Linked DNA regions of Homo sapiens: regions 1 and 2 are each linked to region 3. A link is a loop called in an ENCODE intact Hi-C map of the cell type or tissue named here. Cell type or tissue: IMR-90. All regions are shown on one strand. Each heading gives the region's core, and the rest is flanking DNA. Links, peaks and the distances in the headings are about the cores only.

Region 1 (7,718 bases), core at 1,752-6,751, 78 kb before region 3:
TGAATTGTGTGTAGGGAGAAACATACATACAATATTTTCACAACTCTGTAGGGCATCTTTGGTGTGCTGAGTCCTGTAGGAGCTGCATGAATATTTGATAATATTGATGTTGTCATGTCTGCATTTTAAAGTGTTTTTTGAGAACATGTATTGCTGTTTTTTCTTCTTGTATACCAATGTGTTCAGAATTAGATTGGATGACAGTCTTAAGAATACACAGTTTATGGCCTAACGATTTGTGTGTCCTGAAAGATGGTGGCCATAATTAGGAGCAGTTTGTGTTTTACTTCCACCAGAACCGGGCAAGGACAACCCTCCTAATATTCTTGGGGTCTGAGGGTAAGGAATGCTGTTTTGGATCTCTAGCCTGTCAGCAAGGAGGGCATATTCAATTATCAAGCTCCAAAAATGCCTGTGCACAGATGCAAAACACCTAGAGTTGTGTGATGAGTTGATGCCCGAGAGCTCCCAAACTGAGAGGGGACACAAGCAGTTCCACAGTCCTCCCTCCTAGATTCTGTGACTCCAGTAAGTGTTGACAATTCACTGGTATGTGAAATTACCTCTCCTTTTAAGTTCTCTAATAATGTGCAGTCTCTGCAAGCCTCAGCCAGTACCGGAGCTGGGTAAGGCTAAATAAGCTTCCCGAGGTGCTTGCCTGGCTGCTGGGCTGCCTCCCTGGCCGTGCCTGGGTCCTTGAGTAGCCCTCATTGTGGTGTGAGGCAGCGTTTTTGTCCTGCAGGTACAGTAGGTACTGGATTAAACAGGTCTGCTGTTGCAGACAGAAACCAGGCACCGTTCTAGCACAGAGCTGTGTTTGGATTGGAGTTTCCAGGGCCTTATCAGGAGCCACCCCTAGTGACACAGCCAGTGCCAGAACTAACTTTGACTTTCACTCTTCGCCAAGGGCTTGCAGAACACCTTAAAGGAAAAAAGATGGAGGCGCTTAGAGTTCAGATGTTCATGCCATGCTCCTTTGAAAGCTTGTATCTGTAAGTGAAGTTTTATTCTGGAAATAATCCCGGGACCACTTAAGAGGAGCAGTTTTTTTTCTCTTTAAGGGGGAGGATAAAGGAAGAGAAGGGTTTATTGGGAGTTAAAAATACTGAAGCTGTTACTTCTCACTGGCTTTAATCAGCTTCAGCTGTAACCTCTGGTAGGTGGCTATGACAAGGATAACAACTAATTTGGGGGTGGGGGTGGGGGTGGTAGATAGAAATGCTAACCCAATATCCTTGCCCTCTCCTTTAAAATTGAATACTGGTCTTAAGTTAATAATGACAAAAATACCGCGACTGCTTGAAAAATCTGAGTTAGAGCAGAGCTTGATTTATGATTGCAAGATAGACTGCAGCCCAGCTTTGTTATGAATAAAACAGGATTTTCTTCAGGAAAACTGTGTGTTTAATACAGTAGTAACATTTGTCCAAACTCTCCCATTGTAAACACTGTGAATTTTTGGTTTCTCCCCCCACCTTTTTTTTTTTTTTTTCCTGACTGTGGAATGGTAACAGTTGCATTAATGAACATCTTCTTTGCATTCTTGTATATTGATTTTTTTCTCTTGGAAGGGGAAACAGACATCCAAACATCAGAATTGTCTGCCTGGCATATAAATGTAGAACAAGTTTAAAAAATGGCAATTTCAAAGAAATATTAAAATGGAGAAAAACTAAACAGAGTATAGTTCCCCCCACATCCTTTAACATTTACTTTCACTGTTAGGTGATAAGATTTGAAAACAGTGCTAAAAGCTGTGTCCCCAAGTGAATAGGCATTCAAGCAAATCAACTTATGCAAAAGCTACCTCTGGAGCTTAATCATTATTTACTGAACGTTCCTGGGTCATGGGAGAGGTTCTGATTAAGTCAGAAAGGCATTATGTTCAGCAGCTTGTGAAGGTGTGTTTAAAGACAGCAAGAATAATGGAAAAATACTAGATGTAGCAGATCTATTTTTAGAATTTGATTCTTAAAAAATATAAATATAATTACCATAAGTTTAAGTGTGGGTTAAAGTTCATCATTTTCAGTAGATACATCTTTAAAAGGTCTTATAAAAGGTAGTTTTAAAAATGATTTCTAACTTCTTGAGCTTCTATTTCTGCTGCAGTTTGTTTTAACAGATACTTTAGATTTTTTTCATTCTTTATGTCGTCATAACAGCTTAATTACTCACCTCTATAAAATGTTAGAGCATTTTCTAAACAAAGTATATATAATTATGTGTTTAAAATGTCACTATGCTAGAAATGTTATAAATTTTTGCCTTATTAATGAGATACTAGCTGGGGAGATGATGTCTACTCTTTGTGATTCATTCTCTACAAAAATATACTCTAACTTACTAATTTTTTAATATTAATAATGGATGGCATGAACAAATGAAACTTGCTATTCTGATTCTACGTAAGAATGGTAGTAATGTCAAACCTGAATTCACAGCCAAATTAATTCTTAATTTTGAATTTCATTCTTTTAGTTAACTAAAATACTTGTCGTAAGAGCATGCTTCCCTTATACACTCTCAGAATGAAATTCTTCACAAACACGTTTGACAAAACTTGTTCACTGAGTTATTGCCCATTAACTTTTCTGTGCGTATTCTTTTAGGAGAGCACACACTGTGAATTAATTGTTTTGTATTTTCCTCTAGGAAAGAAAAGGAACATGATAGCAGAAGGCAGCATTCTAGAATTTTGGCTCCCTAGAAAGTAACTTGTCAGCTTTGACTCGTTTTTAGATATTAAGATGTTCAGCAGATACCATTTCAGGAATTAAAACACAGACTAGAAGAATTCATTGCCTAACTTTTACTCATGTCCACATGGTTTGTGGGAACTATGCTAAGTATTGTGCTTGTATTAACACATTTAATTTTCACAACTGCTCTATGAAGAAGATATGTCTTTCCACCCCCATTTTGCAGCTGAGAAAACTGAGGCTTGGATAGGTGAAAAACCATGCCCAAGTGATACAGCTAAGAAATGACAGGGCTAGGAATTTGACCCAGGGATCCTGGCTCCAGGGCTTAATGCTATTATCTGTTGTGGTCTGTGGATTTTCACTTAAGATACTAAATGAATCAATATTTCTTCCTCTGCTTTTTTATCTAGTGGGTTTCTCCTATCCCTAGATTTCTGAATTACCAAACTGTAACTCATTTGAGCTCTTGAGGGGCCGTGTTTGGTCCTGATGCCACGGTTTTCGTCTACCAGGTGTATTTCCCTGAGTCCAGTTCACCATTGATTATAAGACAGCTATTGGCTGGGCGCGGTGGCTCACGCCTGTAATCCCAGCACTTTGGGAGGACAAGGCAGGTGGATCATGAGGTCAGGAGTTCAAGACCAGCCTGGCCAACATGATGAAATCCCGTCTCTACTAAAAATACAAAAATTAGCCAGGCATGGTGTCCCGGGCCTATAAACCCAGCTACTATGGAGGCTGAGAAAGGAGAATTGCTTGAACCTGGGAGGTGGAGGTTGCAGTAAGCCAAGATCGCACCACTGCACTCCAGCCTGGGAGACAGAGGCAAGACTCCATCTCAAAAAAAAAAAAAAAAGACAGCTATTTGGTGGAGAAAGAAACTTACTAAAATATATTCATTGATTATATGATCTCTTCTGACTTGGGAAATCTTAACATGTGGAGGGAAAGTTCCTCTTAGAATTAAGGAACTGTCGTAGATCCCTAGAGCCCAGAGTTCTCCGTCTCTGGATGATTCAAGCAAATGGTTTGAATAAGGGTGCACCAACTCTAAGGTTCTAGTATTATTAGATTCTATGAGGTAGAATATTTGTTGGGAGACAGACACCAACTTTACTCACTGAACAAATATTTATTTTGTTCTACTATGTGCTGGAGAGACAATATGTGAATAAAACATGTAAACATCTCTGCCCTCCTGGAGCAGATTGGACCAGGTCATGAAGGACCAAGCACATACCAGTTTCATCCCTGAGTCTGGCCCTCATTCTCATGGTTCAGGATGGCTTCTGAAGCTCCAGCCAGTGCAGCCAGATTACAGGAGACATGGTGGCAGAAGGTTTAGAGAAGGGGATCATTTGAAGGAGATTTTCTGTAGCTGATTCTGATACTCAGCCATGTTTGGAAATGAATACTAAAACATTCAAGATCACCTGTTTGTTTAGTAGGCGAGCTGGGACATGAGCCCACATACATCTCTCATTCTTAAGCCAGGACACTTTCCTCCATGTCTGACAAAATTCACATTCTCTTCCCCACCTCTAGTCAGCCTGGCCAGAGGTCTGAAAAGCCCTTCTGATACTGAATTCAGTGTTTTGGATGGAATCAAATGAGAAGGACTACTCACTCCTGCCAAATGGGCTATGAAACCACCCCAAAACATCTATCCATAAACTGCCCATGGCTTTTTGTGGGTACAGCACAACTGCTTTGTCATAAACAAAAGGAACCGATAGGCTGAATCTATAGGAACTGCCTCCCCCTCAGGAGGTACTATGAGATGGGTCGTATGAAGCTCCTCCTGCTCGTATGACTCACTTCACAATACCTCTCACCCCATGTCCTTCTCCAGCTGAGGATCCCACAATCTCCTAAGATGTAAACTTTAAGTTATGTTGAAATGGAGTCTTACGTAGAACTCCAGAAAACAGTTTCGGTGGTGTTCTTGGGGTTGTCTTAGAAGACTCTTGAGGATCTTTGTTCTTTCCTATTTTTCTTCACCTAGAACCACCATGGAGATGTATATATTTGATCTTTAATTTATATTATGCTATAGTACAGTTGCCGTAGTCAGTTGTATTTGAATTAATAAAAAAAACAGGCAAAAAAAAAAAAGCCAGTCTGTTTCATCACAAAAAGGAATTCTTAAGAATGTTTTGAAAGTGCCACCAACTGCACAAATCAGAGTTGGTAAATGGATACACACACACACACACACACACGTGTGTGTGTTTATATATATACACATACATATATACATGTATATATACACACATACATGTGTGTATATATGTATGTGTGTGTATATATACGTGTGTGTGTATATATATGTGTATAAATATATGTGTATATATATATGTGTGTGTATATATATATATATATTTTTTTTTTTTTGAGACGGAATCTCGCTCTGTCACCAGGCTGGAGTGCAGTGGCGGGATATCCGCTCACTGCAACCTTCACCTCCTGGGTTCAAGTGATTCTCCTGCCTCAGCCTCTTAAGTAGCTGGGACTACAGGCGTGTACCACCATGCCTAGCTAAATTTTGTATTGTTAGTAGAGACGGGGTTTCACCATGTTGGCCAGGATGGTCTCCATCTCTTGATCTCGTGATCCACCCACCTGGATATATATATTTTTAAATGGCAGTCTGGGTGTCTAACATTTCAGAGTGATTGGCACTTCTGTTATCTACTTAAATCTAATTGGCGAAACTTAGCATGTAGCCAGTCCAGCTCTGGAGACCTGGGAGATGTTGTGGGTGGGAGTGTGCCTAGCCAAAACAAAGAGAAAATAGGAAAATAGATGGGTGCTAGGTTTTATGAATTGTAGGTCTTAGGCTGAAACTTTGACTTTTTCCCCAGTATTACTGATATTTTTTAAATGTTACAAAACCAGCTGTAGTATCCCAGGGTACATCAAACTGGCTTAAGAAAAAATGGAGTTTGATTGGCCCTCGTGAAGTCCTTGTCCAGGGTTAGTCCAGGGCTATCATGACTTCAGGAATGATTTGATACAGGTGCTCAATGTCATATAAACACTGGCTCCCTCTTTCTTTGTTATTCCTTCTCATTAGTCCTCTGTTCTTTCTTTACTGTTTCCTCCAGTTTGGCTTTCTTCTCGGATAGATCCAGGAAGTTCCAGATTTACATCCTACCAGCTTTTCAAACCTTAGTTTAAAGAGACTCATTTTAACCTAATAGTTTCAGTTGAAGGAATAGGGATAACCCTTACTTGATTGTCTTGGGGCACAAGCACATTCCTGAGTTAGTCTTTGTGACCAGAAGGATGGATTTCCTGATTGGCCAGGGTCGTACTTCCATGTCTGGAGGTAGTGACAACACCATAACCTCATGAACTGAAAGTGAAGGAGGCTGGTTATTCAAGGTTAAATCAGGTACTTTACCAAACAAGTGGGACAGGATGCTGGGCAGCTATAAATGCCATGTGGCCACCATAAATCATTACTGCTATGTGTAAGGTTGCCTGTTAAACCATGACAGGTGTACCCATTCACTGCTCCTTAGATTACAGTTTGTACTTTTGTCTTTATTTCAACACAATGTTGGAAACTTTGCATCTTGGTTGACGTGTGCTAGACATGCAGTAATTGTTAAGTGATGGTGGTCTAAGGCTTTTGAATTTTCTCTGATCTGTTATAATGTCTAGAAAAACAGCCAGAGCATGCCCTGTGATTGGAACAATTATTTGAGTACAAACAGAAGGGCTTTCTACCTTTAAAAAGTTTATTCCAGTTCCTTTCACACTCATGTCTGAATTCTGTCATTAGTTTGTCATTGTGTTAGATTTTTAAAAATTGCTTTTTCTTTTAAAATACTCTCAGTGGAGCATCTTGCCATGCCGTATTAATTACTTTAAGGGATGAATTTCTCAAAGCCCTTTAAAACATGGCAGTTAGATGTGAATGGGATTCCACAGTTGGACAGAGTAAGCAAGAATTCTAGAGTACAGTCTAGTGAAAGGAAGCTTGATATGAAAAACAGAAAACTTGAGTGTGGGGCACTTCAACTTTATCTGCTTCATAACCTTTCAATGGTTTGGCTCTCAGAGGCGATTTCCTTGAAAGGAATTGAGTGTTAAGATTGTGCCAACCCATAATGGCATCTGTGGAAAATGGAGATCAGTCGTGGTCATAAAATGAGGAAATGGCAAAGTTCATATCCTTAGTTTAAAATATCTTTTAGTAAGAACTTGATATTCCTCTTAGTTGGAGTATACATAAGTGAGACACACTTTGGTAAAAAAAAAATAACCAACTTAAAAAAAATCTGCTGATGAAAATTGCCTGGAAGAGCATTGTTCGTATGTTACAGAGGTCTCTAAACATTTTTGATCCTTCTTCCTAGTTAATTTCTTTCAAGAAAACCTTCTCAACACATTTTCATTTGATTTATAAGTTATGTACATGTGCAACTATACTATTATATAACATGTACAAAAATAAAAAATGAAAGTGATAATATAAAATATATATGAAGAAATGTTTTAATTTTTTCTTCCTGCACCCAGGTTGTCATTTTTGGTATGGATTTTTGGAGAATACTGATATATTGGGAAACTTATTAAGGTTCTCCTTGATTTTTATCTAATCAGTCATTGAGATTAGTCTTTCCTGGTACCTGTTGAAGGTCCAGCTTAAAAAAAATGTGGAGAATCCTGAATGGATATGAAACATCTTCCATTTTTAGCAGCGAATTGAGGTCTCAGCATTAGAAAGAAAAGACTTCAGATTTTAAGTTGTGTGTGATTGGTGGTTCTTAATTTTTAGAATGCTTTTCTCCCTATGTACTGTGAAATGTACAAAGCTCTGGAGATAGGAGCATTGTCCAGTTGCGACACCATGATATCCTGCATGTCTAGCAGCACCTAGCTTTTGGAAAGCATTTGCGTGGGGCATGAGGCTATGTTTTGTAAGCCTTTGTATTTTAGCTATGCCAGAGACCTGGAGTATTTATTATCTGAGCTGCTCATGTTACCCCCAAAAAGGTGGAA
Region 2 (7,718 bases), core at 1,752-6,751, 280 kb before region 3:
CACTATTTTAAAATTTTTCTCTCATACAAAATTAAAACCTTTTTAAAATTTGCATATGTTCATTGAAGACAAATTTAGAAAATACAAATAAAAATAGAAAAAGTTAATGCATGATTTTGTGAGAGCATATATAGTACGTATATTTTTGTTATTTTATTTATTTTATTTTATTTTATTATTTTATTTTATTTTAGACGGAGTCTTGCTCTGTCGCCCAGGCTGGAGTGCAGTGGTGTGATCTTGGCTCACTGCATCCTCCACCTCCTGGGTCCAAGCAGTTCTCCTGTCTCAGCCTTCCGTGTAGCTGGGATTATAGGCACACCACTCCCAGTTCATTTTTGTATTTTTAGTAGAGATGGGGTTTCACCATATTGGTCAGGCTGGACTCCAACTCCTGACCTCAAGTGATTCATCCGTCTCAGCCTCTCAAAGTGCTGGGATTACAGGCGTGAGCCACCACACCCAGGCCGTATTTTTATTTTTAAAATAAATATAGAATAGTACAAGGTTTCATTCTGATTTTTTTTTACTTTAGTTTTTCTCATTTACTGGAAGTTGGCACTTCTACTGATACAGCATCATCTTAATGATTCTGTAGTAGACAGCAGCCCAGCAGGGGATGCCTCATAAAGGAGTTGTAGGACTGGATTTTATGCCTGCACTGCACAGGTTTAAATCCTAGTTCTGCCACTTTCCAGCTACATAACGATGGAAAAATTACATATGTACCTCAGTTGTTTGTTGTATTTTTATTTTGTTTTTTTAAATCTGTAAGATGGGGCAAATAATAGTATGCACCTTAGAGGTTTTAATGTTTGTAAAGTACCTAGAATAATGCTTGGCACAAAGTTAATCCTATGTAAGTGTTTCAAAAATAATCCTAGAAGTCATTCTCTGTAGAGTTGAATCTACCTTACTTGGAACCAACTTATTATCATAACACTGAGTAACCTAATGTTCAATTCTTTAACCGTTTGATGAAGTAATAAAGAATAATTTCAGTACATTTTAAATTATTTATTTTAACCAGTTCATGGAGATGTTTACTTTCTAACTAAAGATTATGAAACTCCTCTCACTCCAGTGACCTTAACTTCTCATCTGTGCCTTTCACTAGCATTTCCCAAGATATGTTCTAAGGAACACTGGTTCTGCCTGTCAATACAGGCAATAACTGAAAAACGAAGAGGGGCTTCCAGGTTACATTTCGGAAATTCTTGATTAAACGGGTTATAATGGGGTATATTTTGTGCAGGCCTTTAACATGCAAGTCTGCATTGACAACTTCCAGCAAAGGGCATATTATGAAGTTGTCCCATCTTTTCTTTTCTCAGCACACTAGGGACTTGTGTTCTACCCAATATACTTTGGGGAACACTACTTGATACTTTGAACAACAATTTCAGTAGTACAATGCTTTGTTAATGGAGGGCTCATGTTATTCAAATTCCTGGTAATCTCAGACTCAGGCAAAAAAGTTTTTGGTTCACTTGTTTCTATAATTGTTTCTGGAATATCTTTCCCAATGGTTTCTTCTTCAGAATATAATGAATTTTCTATTTGTCTTGTGGCCTCTGGGCCTTCCTACCTGAGGATTGTGCAACATGGGTTCATAGTCAAGTAGCAAGAGGTACAGATGAGGGTGAGGTGAAACTGCAAGAGCCCCAAGGCGTTTTCTGAAAATTGTTACATGCGTTAGTTTTCTATGCTGTATAACAAATTACCAATTTAGCCACTTAAAACAACATGCTTTGTCTGGGGGCAGTGGTTCATGCCTGTAATCCCAGCACTTTGGGAGGCCGAGATGGGCTGATCATGAGGTCAGGAGTTTGAGACCATCCTGGCCAACATGGAAACCCCCATCTCTAATAAAAATACAAAAATTAGCTGGGTGTGGTAGCAGATGCCTGTAATCCCAGCTACCTGGGAGGCTGAGGTAGGAGAATTGCTTGAACCCAGGGGGCGGAGGTTGCAGTGAGTGGAGATTGCACCACGGCACTCCAGTGCCCACAAACAAAAAAACCCACCATGCTTTATTATCTCAGTTTCTGTGTGTCATAATCTGAGCATGGCTTAACTGGTTTGGAGTTAAGCAATGGAGGGGTTGGCTGGGGCTGAGGTGTCATCAGAGGCTCAAGTGGGAAAGAAATGGCTTCCAAGCTGTGAAGGTTGTTGGCAGTACTCATTATTACTCAGCTGTAAAAATTATGGCAGTGTCCTTCTTCAAAGGACAAGCTCTCCCCATTTTACTAGGACAGATTCTTATGTAATAAAACATTATCACAAAGTTGACATCTCATTACTGTTGCCATATTTATTGGTTAGAAACAAGTCACACATCCTGGATTTGCTAAAGGAGAGGAAATTATATAAGGTATGGAGCATTGGGAGTCACTGTGAGGCGTGTCTGTCACTGTACATTTTCTAAAATCCTGAATGGGACATTGTTTTCTTTGGCAGAGCTAATGGTTGCATTCCAGTTAATCCAGTTATTTCTTTAGTCATTTGTATCAACAGATACATTCTAGTTTTGTTTTTTTTTAAACGTGCCCTCTTTCTGAATCTATCGTATCTCTTTGACTAGATTTTAAAACTAAAAGGTAAGGATAACATCTCTGTGTATTCTTCATAGCTACTAGTGTGGATCTCAAAGTAGGCTTTTACTAAATGGTTGTTGCACACATGAATGAAGCTTTTGGCCTATGTTAGTTCACCCCTTCCAAGCTGAGTGATCTCTGGCAAATTGTTTAATTATTGTAAATCTCAGTTTCTTTAACTATAAAATGGGAATAATCATACTCCATGAAGAAATCTTGTAAAAGAGTAATTTGAACACTGTCACTCCTCTGTCCTCTGCTTTAAATCTTCAATGTCTCCCCATGCACTTGTAGTTGGTTCAGATTCCTCAATTTTGGCCTCTAGGCCCTACATGATCTGGCCTCTGCCCCTCTCTCTAACCCCATCTCCTGTCACTGTCACCCACTCAATAGGGTGGGCCACAGAGAACCCCTTAACTTGCCTAATTATCCCCAGTTCCTTCCTGCCTTGGTGCCTTTGCATTTGCTGTTCCTCAGCCTAGAATGTTCTTCTCCCAGATCATATCACCAATTTCTCATTCTTTTTTTTTTTTTTTGAAACAAGTTCTTGCTCTGTCGTCCAGGCTGGAGTGCAATTGCTAGATCATGGCTCACTGTACCCTTGACCTCCCTGGGTCAAGTGATCCTCCCAAGTAGCTGGGACCACAGGCATGCGCCACCATGTCCAGCTAATTTTTGGTAGAGTCTGGGTTTTGCCCTGTTGCCCAGGCTGGTCTCGAACTCCTAGGCTCAAGCAATCTGCCTGCCTTCACCTCCCAAAGTGCTGGGATTACACCACATCTGGCCATTTCTCTTTCGCATTATCATTCAGGATTCACCTCAGAAGTCAACAACTCTAAAAGGCTCAGCCAGACCACCTCCATTTGCCTGTGCAATTCATTACCCTTCTTTATTTTCTTTATAACAATGATCACTTCTGAAACTTGTACTATTTGTATATATGTTTCTTGTGTGCCTGTCCTTGCCAGAATGCAAGCTTCATAGAGGCAAGGACTTGGCTTCCTTTCCACTGGATCCTCAATTCCTAGCACAGGACCTGAGATATTTGTTAAATAAAATAGTGTTATTTTGTAATATATATGTAAATATATGTATATATTATGTATAAAAGCACAGTTCATGAGACATAATTTAAAATAGACAGACATATAAACAGAAGGTGGTATGAAAAATAAGTAGGAATAGTTTTATATTCAGGATAAGTAAAACTGGGGTTCTAGCCAGAACTGGTAAACTCTAAATTTCTTCTTCTAACCACTTGAATATTTTTTTCGTTGATCAGTACTCGGTTATCAGGAAAGGAAGATACCAGGCAAATAGATTGTAATTTAGTGCCTGGCACACATGAATAAAAGCAAAATCTAATGATATTGGAAATTCATGAGGCAAAAAGAAGTGATGAATCACCACCGTTCCATCCATAATTTTTTTTTTTTAAGAGATAGGGTCTCCCTATGGTGCCCACTGGTCTCGAACTATTGGCCTTAAGCAATCTGCCTGCTTTGGCCTACCGAAGTGCTTAGATTACAAGTGTGAGCCACCACACCCGGTCATTTTTTTTAATGATTTTTAGTGATGCAAATTCATTTCTATTACCTTAATCTATAATTATGATTGATTTATTGAAATAAACCCACTGGGATTTTTAGAAAAGCAATTCAAAATAATCATTTAATTTTGCTTTTCCAAAGGACTGAAACAATTAGTGTCAGCTGCAGTGTGCACTTATAAGAAGTGAAGAGTGCCTATATTTTTGCATATATTTGCTATGGCTTTTGAAAACAACTTTTGGGAAGATGGATGAGGGGAAGGAAGGTAGAAACTAGCAAAACTCTTTGTCAGACATTGCCATCTGCTGGTATATTCCCAAAATGCAACCCTGGACTCATTTCTTGTCAAAAATATAATTTAGGTGTTCCAAATTCCTCTGTTATTCAAATTCATGTAAAATCTGGGATTCAGATTCAAATTATGTTTGAAAATTAATGTATTATAAGTAAAATTTCAAGGTATTAGAACAACTGAATGAACGGTTTCTCTATTGTGCTGAAAAAATTCCAATTCCAGATTTTTAAAAAATCCTCATTAAAAAAGATCATCGTTATCGTTTAATCGTCTGCATGGGAATAAAGCAGCAAATTAAAGAGCCTGGAGCTCTACCCTCTCTGCAGTTTACTAGATTAGGGCTAAATTAGCTTAATTTGCTTGGTCAAGTGCCCATCACAGCACTCTCCCTTCACTCCATGTGGAGCTAATAAGAACTGACAAGTCTAAAATATGAGACTTGCCTTTGCTCAGCACTAACCCAGAGCCTGATGCTGACCATAGCCTTTAGTGTGTCCTAGTCTGCATCTACTGCAGACATGGTCGGCAGCAGCACAGGACTTGGCTGGTGTTCAGGCCACAGAGAACTGTGAAGGGAGCTGACTGTTCCTGTGATGATGGGTCACAGCACAACAGCAAAGGGAGTTGACTGTTCCTGTGATGATGGGTCCACAGATGGGGAGGCAAAGCCGGGAATTGTACCTGATGGCCATGCTGGCTGCCCTTCTATGGGATAAGCCCCAGCCAAACGGGTTGGCGTGAATATTCTGGACTGGACTTTTCCCGATTTCAGATCTTCCCTGAGTTGGAAAGCAAATGCACTTTCCCCAGGGTTAATGGGGTTTTACTAACAGCTGTGATGATCTTCCTTAAAGTTAGCATCCTGCAGTCTTTACAAGAGCTTGCTTTCTATTTTAATTTAAGTGTGTGTGGGTTTCAATTGACTGTCACCGCTTGGGATGCCATAGGGTGTTCGATGGAGTCTACTTAAACAGATGTGAGTTCCAACATACCTAGCTCCTTATCAGTTAGGTGACCCCATGCAAGCTACTGATGGTGGTGACCCTGAGTTTTGTACTCAAGATTTAACTTCAAGTTCATATATAACCTCATGTGTGGACTTAGGAAGTTCATGAACACCCCCTTGAAAGTATATGGGTTGTGTATGAGTTTGTATCATGTGGTTATACACATTTTTGTTCCTAAGGCATCCCTAAGCTTTCATCAGATTTCTAAAGTGGCCTATAACTTCTCTCCATGCTCCCAAAAAGTTCAGACTTTCTGTGATTCTGCTATTAAATGATGATACTAATGGCATAGAATTCACAGGGGTTGTTGTGAGGATAATTTAAAGTGGGTAAAAAATCACAGGCAGTGTGCCTGATACCTGTAAATATTAGTTTAGATGAGGGTATCAGAGCAGAGGTCAAAACTATTACTAAACTTAAGAGCCACAGTAAGTGTAATTTGGACTTGCTGTGAATGAACTTATTGGGAATCACTTAATGACTAGCAGCACCCTTGTGACCCACTGCAGTGTAATTCCTTCAATTGGTCTGATGATGTTATTGGTATTATCCTCACTGGGCCTGATTTTCCTGAAGGGAACTGAGCTGTGTGACCTTCGATGAGTTCAGATTTTTACCAACAATCTTCGATTATCAAAAGCAGAAGAAAATGCTTCTGTGTGAAATCAAAGGCTTTCAGGTAAATATAAGGGTTTAGAGAGTACATCTTCTATTATGTACTTAGTGAGGAAATTAGATAATGTTAAGGTAGATGCTTGATAAACATTCATTCCCATTCACTATTTTTTTATTTTTTATTATTTATTTATTTTATTTTTTAACACAAGGTCTCATTCTGTTGCCCGGGCTAGAGTGCAGTGGCACAATCTCAGCTCACTGCACCCTCCACCTCCTGGGCTCAAGCAATCCTCCTGCCTCAGCCCCCCAAGTAGCTGGGACTACAGGTGTGAACCACTACACCCAGCTAATTTTTGTGTTTTTTGTAGAGACAGGGTTTCACCATGTTGCCCAGGATAGCCTTGAACTCATGAGCTCAAAAGCGATCTGCCCGCCTTGGCCTCCCAAAGTGCTGGGATTACAGTCATGAGCCACCATGCCTGGCCCTCATTCTCTATTTAGGAAAAATGGTTTCATAAGAGAAATCCAGCCCCTACTAAATTTATCAAGTTTTATTTGATGGCTAATGTTGAAAATTCTGTTTCATTACTCAGGGAAAGCAAGTATTAAGGAGTGAAAAAGGCATTGACTTGGAAATCCAAAACACCTGATTTTAAGTTTCATTTACTAGGGATGATCTTGAGATATGGTTTTGGAGAAGACTCCAATTCTTCATCTATGAAATGTGGATTTTAAATTCCACATTATTAAAAGAGTCACTGAAATAACCAAGCACGTGGGAATACTCAACAGATGGCAACTAGATATGTGAAGTAAGAGAGTTCCTGCCCTCACAGCACTCACAATCTTGAGAGAGGAGAAAGGAATATGTCAAATACTTGCCAGATTGTCCCCTCGAGAAACATGGGGCATTTATCAACCCATCCAGACCCCAGGGCCATTAACTCCTAGCAGGATGAGAGGTCCACACACAGTCAGGGAGACAGCACTGACACAGAAAGAAGGAGGAGGAGGTGCAAGCTTGGGGCAGGATGCTGCAAGCACAAAGCAAGGTTGAGGGCACAAAAGGTCCACTTCAGCTTCGGCTGAAGTCAGACGTGGGCTTAGGGGGTGGGAAGCAGGGCATGATAGGTTTCTGCTACATTGGGGTGGGCATATTTCGTAAAGAGTGGCCACAGATGGATTCCTGAAGGAGGAGATCTTTTCTTTTCCTGTTTTTTTGTTTGTTTGTTTGTTTTTTGAGACAGGATCTCATTATGTTGCTCAGGCTAGCCTTGAACTCCTGACCTCAAGTGATGCTCCTGCCTTAGCCTCCCAAGGAGCTGGGATTATAGGCCTGCACCACCTTTAAACAGTGATCTGGGTGCTAAGAAGGGACCACTTTTGTAAGACGCATGCAAAAGAGTTCCACGCAGAGGAAACAGCAAAAGGAAAGTGCAAAAAGCCATGAGGCAGAAACAGATGTTGAATTTAAGATGCAGTGGGAGAGCAGGAGAGTGGAAGAAGACCAGGCCCTCAGCGCTTGCTCCTCCCTCTGTCTGAAAATCTCCTCCCATATCCCCATGGCTGTTCCTTGTGCTCACGGAGTCTTCACCTGACCGCCTTATATAAAACTGCTCACCTTACGCCGGCCCCCACCACTCTACTTCCC
Region 3 (7,434 bases), core at 1,642-6,641:
TAGTACTTTGGGAGGCTGAGGCAGGAGGATCACTTGAGACCAGGAGTTGGAGATCAGCCTAGGCAACTTAGAGAGAATCCGTCTCTGTAAAAATGTAAAAAATTAGCTGGGTGGGGTAGTAGTACATACCTATAGTCCTAGCTACTCAGGAGGCTGAGATGGGAGGATCACTTGAGACCAAGAGTTCAAGGATGCAATGAATCATGATCGTGCCACTGTCCTTTAGCCTGGGCAACAGAGCAAGACCCTGTTTTTAGAAAACACATTTAAAAATAAAAAAGTAGAATGAATCCTCATACCTCTTCATTCCATCTACATTAGCGTTGAGGCCTTGTTCCTTCATTATCTCGTTGTTCCGAAAGTATATTAAAGATTAATTTAGCATTTATGGATATGCCTAATAGGTGGCCAGCACCAGGCAAGGTGCTGTGGATGCGAAGGTGACTAAGGTGTGCTTCCTGTTCTCACGGGGGTTACCAGTCTAGAAGGGGGAGACTCTTTTAGCCCTTGAGGGGAGAAGGACAATTCAGGAGCAGAGAGGCCATCTCAAGGGAATTTCCAGATAAGAAAGATCCTCTGGGCAGAGTTGAATTAACTCCCAGACAGGAGAGGAGTCCCCTGCAGCCACCCTTAGAAGTCACTGACTTTATCCCGGCATCCACTTCTCTTCTTTATCCCCATACTGGAAAGGCTAAATGTGGCTCCATTAGAGTCTTTCAACAAATCTATTTCAGCATTTTGCCATTAGGGGAAAGACAATGTAACTTCAACATTAGGAGCACAGACTCTGAACCAGACATCTGAATACATACTCTTGACGGAGTGATTCAACCTCTCTGCTTGTGTTTCCTTGTCTGTAAAATGGGGATCATAATAGCATCTACTGCAATAGAATTAATGGGAGAATTATAAGAGGTAGCCCACAAAAAGCATTTAGAACAGTTGGGCCCTGATAAGCTCTCACTAAAAGTAAGTTACTAGCTCTTATTCTTGATGAACTTGGGTTTTAGTTGTCAAAATTAAGTAACAAAGCTACTGCAACCTATTAACATTTTAATTTTTTCCCACAGTAAAGTTTAATGTTCTTCGTGTTAGGCATTTTTTTCTTTTATTTGATTATTTGAAATGCTTTATTTCAAGTTAACTACTTAGGAAAAAATAAAGTGGAAGGAACACTTAGAGAGGAAACTGTCCTAAGGGAATTGAAGTCTAGAAATAACTATTCTGAGAGCACAAGGGCCCTCTTGTACTATCACAAACAAAGAATAAAAGTCCCAGTTTACTTGTGTTAACAGTGCTCAATTGATATTCAGAAAAGGGGACCATCCAGAGAGAAAAAATAATAACGTTTTACAATTATCATTTACTTGGAAAAATATTCATTTTGGTGGAGCACAACATTGAAGAACTCAATTCAGACCAGTATGGGGGCATAGACCCAGGCGCATCTTCCTTCAATTTGTTTGTCCGGATTAGACTGTGGCTTTCATCTGTCCATGGTGCAGTTTGTGCTCTGGAAGTGAAATCTTGTCATTTAGGTAAATGGCCTGGATAAAAATCCCACAAAGATGTGAAATATACATGTTAATAGAAGAAGTCTCTTCCTTTTTCTTAGCTCTAAAGGTGTTATTTTGACCTAATTATGATGTTAACTGTATTTATCGGGAAAGTTTTCTAATGCAGAAGAACCAACTACAGAATCCTTTCTTTAAAATGCATGGCTAGGAGACACATTTTAAATTATTTCCATCAACCTTCCTTTTAGTAGCTTCAGCAAATAAGAGCGGTTGATAGAAAGAACATACACCACCATTTAGGACACAGTTTCTCAAATGTGGAACTGTTGACATTTGGGATGGATAAGTCTTTGTGGTGGGAGACTGTCCTGTGCATTTTAGGATGCTTAACAGCATCCCTGGCCTTCACCCACTGGATGCCAGCAGCAAATCCCCTGCAGGTGCATCAACTGAAAATACCTCCAGATATTGATCCGGGGAAACAAAATCAGCTCTAGTGTGGAATGCCTGACTTGGAATAATGACTGGTCACCTCAGCCTTGCAGATTCCCTGATTTCTGTTCCTAGATTTGCATTGCAGTCTGGTAAAAAATTGTCTAATCGTTGACAATGTACTTAGTAATTAACATAGCAAGTGGTTTTGTTGATCAAGTGAAAATTAGCTCACCTGTCAAAACTGTAAAGTGGGAATCCAGTACTCCCTAGAAAATTAGAATACTGTATTGTTAATCATAGCAGTTACCACTTATTGATCACTGAAGTAGCAGGCACTGTTTCACCTACTTTATCTCTATTAAATCTTATAAGACCCCTGTGAGAAGAATGTTGTCACTTTTCAATTGGAGACACTAAGCCTCAGAGAACTTGCTTAATATCACATAGCAAGTTCGTAAAGAGGCAGGATTTTAATCCGGATCTCTGACTCCTAAGCACAGGCTATAAAGTTCTGCACCATTAATCGGTAAATTGGAGTATCCACATTCGGCTAGTAAGCGGCAGGGTTTTTATTTCCTCAGGTCTAATTGGAGATGAATTGAAAGTTTGCAGTTTCTAACTGGTTAATATCAGCATGTTGATACTCTCCCCACCCCCAGTTCTGCTGTTAACATGGGACGTGAGCCTCCGACCAAAAACCTCCATTAGGCAATGGCAAAAATCTTGGCTTTTCTTTCTGTAAAAAGCAGTAAGATGCCATACACAAAGTGCCATTTTAATTCTGTGCTTGGCCCAAAGTAGGCACCCAAAAAATGAGATGACCCCCAGCAAAATATTCTGCCATGCTTTCTGCTTCCCACTCCTAATCAGCAAGTATGGGAAAAGCAGCCGAAGCAGGAAATCTTTCAGAGAAGTAGATAGAGGGCTATAAGCTTTTTCAACTGGAAGTAATGATGTCTGATCTCAGTAGAGTGCCCAATGAGGCATCTTGCTATAGGGATTTTAATTCATTTCCCTTTTTGATGTGCACTGTCGTCAATCCATGCTAATCACAGCAGTACTTTCTGTAGTTTTTCATGCATCTCAATCCATTTCTCACTAGGTATCCCCCACGTTGCTCTTTGTCTCCCCCACCCTGTCCATCTCGCTGTCTATGGCAGAAAGCATTCTCTCTCTCAGTCATGTACATATCTCTTCTTTAGAATATAGTTAGAAAATATGTTCTTGTCCAGAAGAAGCTTAGAATTAGATATCTGTTCAACATAGGTCTATCAATGACTTGGAGATGTGTATCAGTTGCTATTATTTATCCCTAACAAATCATCATAATAACACAGTGAGTTTTGCATACAATTTGCCTATGAAAACCATATGTGTGATTTACCTTTCTAGAGCAAGTGGAATAATTTTTCTTTTAGCTTATTGCTTTGAATTTTCAAGTCACATTCTTGGTTTGTTAAAACCTCAACGTTTTCCCAAAATCCAAAATTCTCAAAAGATAGGGGAATAAAGCTTTGGAATCCAAGGAGTTACCAGACATCATGGCAGCTGTATAAGTTTAGTCTTTCTGGTACTTTACAGGGCTGTTTTGAAACATGTGAGTGCCTTTCACTTTGCGTTAAATTGGACAAGAATAAAACTAAACACACACAGAGCAAGGTTGACCCTGAGAAGGTAACCTATTTCAACTAAAACCACTTAGTGAAATGACAGCTAATAATCAAAGTCACTTTTTATCAATTCCTTAGTTAGAGGGCCTTGAAATACCATACAAGGGCATTTTAAATGACCACGATGTCTATTTTTGTGCCTGTGTATGGGGGTATGTGTATTAGGTTTTATGCATATACTATAAACGCTGCTTTCAAAAAGGAGCAAAAGAGGGAGTTGTATTCTGCTGGTCTGTCTGTCCTCCCTGCCTACCCCAATTCTGTTCGAGCCAGTGTCTGATTCACCCATCAAGAAGTATCTTATTCCATGTCCATTGCCTCCCACCCAAATCTCTTTAGCTAGGGGTTTAATTCATAGAGTATATGTTTAGAGGCTATCACAGAAATAGATGCAATGGTTATCAATGAGGGGAAGCACATTCGACTTGTATTTTGTGGTATATTTTCATCTGTATGTTAGTGGTCATTGGAGAGGATGCAAGGTACTCTGTTGAATACAGTTTTTACTAGATACTTCTCAGTCACTAAACACTTTAATCACACCTAAATGCTTTCTGAATGTACTTTTCTCAGATGTAGAATACAATTCCATGTGTAATCAAGAAATGGGAGGGCTAAACGACTTAAAGTCTTACCCAGTAATCATGGTTATAGAAATTGTTTGAATCAATCTAGTAATGGTACGTGTCTGCAGTGGAAGGAGTGAGGTCAGTCAACGATTTCTCCATAGTTACTATTTCAAACTGTATTTCAGGGCATGGGAAGGGAGATCAACTTGGGCCTTTTCTACAAAAACAGGCCTATAAACTGCTGCAACCAGCTAGTTACCAAGAAATGCACATACACAACCAAAGGAGGACTCGCTGCTTTAAAACAGCCCATTCAGAACTAGAGGAAAAACTCTGACGCTAGCTTGGGGAAGGCTAAATATTTCTTTTACTTTTTTTTTTTATTATTATTCTCTTGAAAGTGTAAATTTTTGCTCTCTTTTAAAGTCTGTGGGCTCCCTCTTGTGGCTTTGTGGAAAATTTCAATTTCAAGGAAACGCTTTTTCTCTCTAGCAATAAGGAAATCATTTCCAATTAAAAAAAAAAAAACTTTCATTGCTTTTCCTTGTAAAAGAAAAAGTGAGAAGAAGAGGTGGATACGAGAAGGAAGGAACAAAATTAACTTTAATGGAAAGTCCTATTTGGTGAAAAGGTCATTTTATATACAATCCTGTTTTACAATAATAGCCAACATTTCCTGAACACCCACTGTTTGCTACTAGTTGTACTAGATAATGCATTCACCACATTATTCATTGCCTCCATGCTCAAAATAAACTGACTGGCTAGTTAGAGTAGTCATTTTATGGGTGTGAGACTGTACTTTCCTGCCTCAAAGGGAACTGGTTGAGGAGATCCTGTACCTCTCTTTTAATACCTGTGAATGAAAAAGTAAACATCTCATATTTTCCTATTTTAAAAATGATTTTTTGTATCAAATAATTTTTCTTAAATAAATCCTAGAGTAGGATATAGGTTTTATCTGAAAAAACATGGGAATTGTTCAACAGTTAATTTCTGTTACTGTTTGTCTCTCTCTAGTTGCCTGTCTCGGGAAACTTGATTGATCTTTATGGAAACCAAGGTCTGCCCCCACCAGGCCTCACCATCAGCAACTCCTGTCCAGCCAACCTTCCCAACATAAAAAGGGAGCTCACAGGTAAACACCTAGTAAATGTGCCTCTTACTGCAGATTTCTGTCCATTTCCTGATAAGACAAAGTTATTGATATAGTGATGTGCAAACTATATCCAACTCATGGACGTAACTTTTATAGGTCTCTGCAGTGGTTAAAACATTATGCAATATTTTAAGACGGAGAATTTATACTTGAAAATTCTGTTTTTTTTCAAGGAGATCCTTGAAAATCTCCTGAGATACTGGGAATCGGGGCCACCATTACTGCATGTCACCAATCACTGTGTGTGTGGTGAAGGTCCCCTTTGTGTTGGGGATAGTAGGCAACTCTTTCAGCTGTAACTGTCTCCACCCTACCTGATATGTATGTTTCTAACAAGCCCCTAGAGGCATTTGCATTTGAGAACCCAGATCTGAATTTTCCTTTGACACACATTCAAGCCCACAATTGGGATAGCATAAGAATATATTTCTCACATCTTCAGATGCCTCCTGTTGTCTTTTGCTGTATTGTGTGCAAAAGATTTATTACACAGAGGGGAAAAAATTATAAAATGGAGCAATGGATATTATTTGTTCTTGAGGCAAGTGTGAAATTACTTATTTCTCTACTTTGCTTAATGCTTTAGGGAAGGCATTTATTTGGTCATTAAAACATGGCGGAAACTATATTAGAACTGGCATTCTACCATGGTGAATTTTATGGCCCTTACCACACCCCTCTTTTTATTATTTGATCCTTGCATCCTGCAGGATTGGATGAACAGACTGAGAATATGGAATATGGATTTGGTACAGAGAATTCCTGTTCCAGTCAAGGATGTCTTAAAAAAATTTTTTTTAGAAAATAAGCAGGAGAAAGATGTTTTTTAAAAACCATGGATTTGAGTGAAAAGAGTAATTAATAAGTAAAAACCATCCAAAACCAAAACACAAGTAGCTACCCTACCAAAAAGGAAAATTACTGCAAGACAACAACAACAACAAAAGCAAGAATCGTCGGGCAGGCACAGTAGCTCACGCCTGTAATCTCAGCACTTTGGGAAGCTGAGGCAGGCAGATTGCTTGAGCTCAGGAGTTCCAGGCTGCAATGAGCTGTGATCACACCACTGCACTCCAGCCTGGGCAAGAGGAATGAGTCCTGTCTCAAAACAAAGCAAAACAAAACAAAACAACAACAACAACAACAACTTAAGAATCATTGAAGTGGAGGGTATGTAAGTCATGCTTCTGTGTGAGGAAAAAAAAACTAGAAAATGATTTGAACTGACCATCACAACTGAAAGAATTCAACTTCTGAGTTATATATATATATATATATATATATATATGCACACACATACACACACACACATAGATATGCATATATATGCATATATACATGGATGTATGCATATAGATATGCATATATACATGGATGTATGCATATAGATATGCATATATACATATATAACACCCATATAATAAATATATATGGTGTGTATATATATATATATATATATGCTTCAGTGGCTATAAGTTATGCTAAAAAGATTTCTATTTTGAGATAAAATTCTAAATTATGGTAGTGTAATGCTTCAGCTATCACTTCTGAAAAGGAAATAACAGAGCTTTCTGGATCCCCAGATTGGTCAAGTAACATGTTTTGTTTTGTTTTTAATTCTGTTTTGTTTTGTTTTGTTCTCTGTAAGGCAAAAAGTAATCTCTTATCCCAGAGATGTCACAAGAGTTGCTATGCAAATAGAGCTTTCCAATTGCAGTTGCCACCAAATGCCTCTATTCCTATTTTGTTTTTATAGACTCAAGCTAGTAAATAGTGGTTCCTAAGTTATTAGATGATTTCATTACAGCAGGTTTTAACAGAATCTGGCACCAACTTCTGAAAAAATGAGTTCATTCTATGAAGTAGTGAACTAGTTAGAAGAGACAGAGATCCAATTTGGCAGCTTTTTTTTTTTTTTTTTTTTTTGAGACAGGGTCTCTCTGTGTCTCCTGAGCTGGTGTGCAGTGGTGTGATCACGGCTCACTACAACCTCGACCTCCTGGGCTCAAGTGATCCTCCCACCTCAGCCTCCCGTAGCTGGGACTGCAAGCATGCACCACCATGCTGGACTTATTTTTTTTTAT

Evidence for each region. Peaks named below come from ENCODE experiments on the same cell type or tissue, not always from the same donor. Only the 100,000 strongest peaks of a DNase experiment are listed, where the experiment ranks them.
Region 1: a loop joins it to region 3, with 3 times the contacts of the local background. A loop is called at or near these places in 10 of 110 quality-filtered maps.
Region 2: a loop joins it to region 3, with 3 times the contacts of the local background. A loop is called at or near these places in 13 of 110 quality-filtered maps.

The regions. Positions count from the first base shown.
Region 1 is chr3:69,865,355-69,873,072 of GRCh38, forward strand. All of the region lies in intron 1 of MITF (melanocyte inducing transcription factor), which reads left to right. Among named protein-coding and RNA genes, the nearest start is that of MITF, 130 kb to the left of the region's middle. RefSeq lists a promoter at 1-924 and a cis regulatory region at 738-839. In IMR-90, for the core only: no CTCF peak of the experiment used is centred there; DNase peaks (open chromatin) are centred at 1,857, 2,807 and 4,547; H3K4me3 peaks cover 168 bases; H3K27ac peaks cover 4,446 bases.
Region 2 is chr3:69,666,838-69,674,555 of GRCh38, forward strand. No RefSeq gene overlaps it. Among named protein-coding and RNA genes, the nearest start is that of MITF, 69 kb to the right of the region's middle. In IMR-90, for the core only: a CTCF peak has its summit at 4,458 (motif pointing left); no DNase peak of the experiment used is centred there; H3K27me3 peaks cover 163 bases.
Region 3 is chr3:69,943,840-69,951,273 of GRCh38, forward strand. MITF (melanocyte inducing transcription factor) reads left to right here. Exons shown (of 10, transcript NM_001354604.2): 6 at 5,212-5,329. Among named protein-coding and RNA genes, the nearest start is that of SAMMSON, 52 kb to the right of the region's middle. In IMR-90, for the core only: a CTCF peak has its summit at 4,630 (motif pointing left); a DNase peak (open chromatin) is centred at 4,622; H3K27ac peaks cover 871 bases.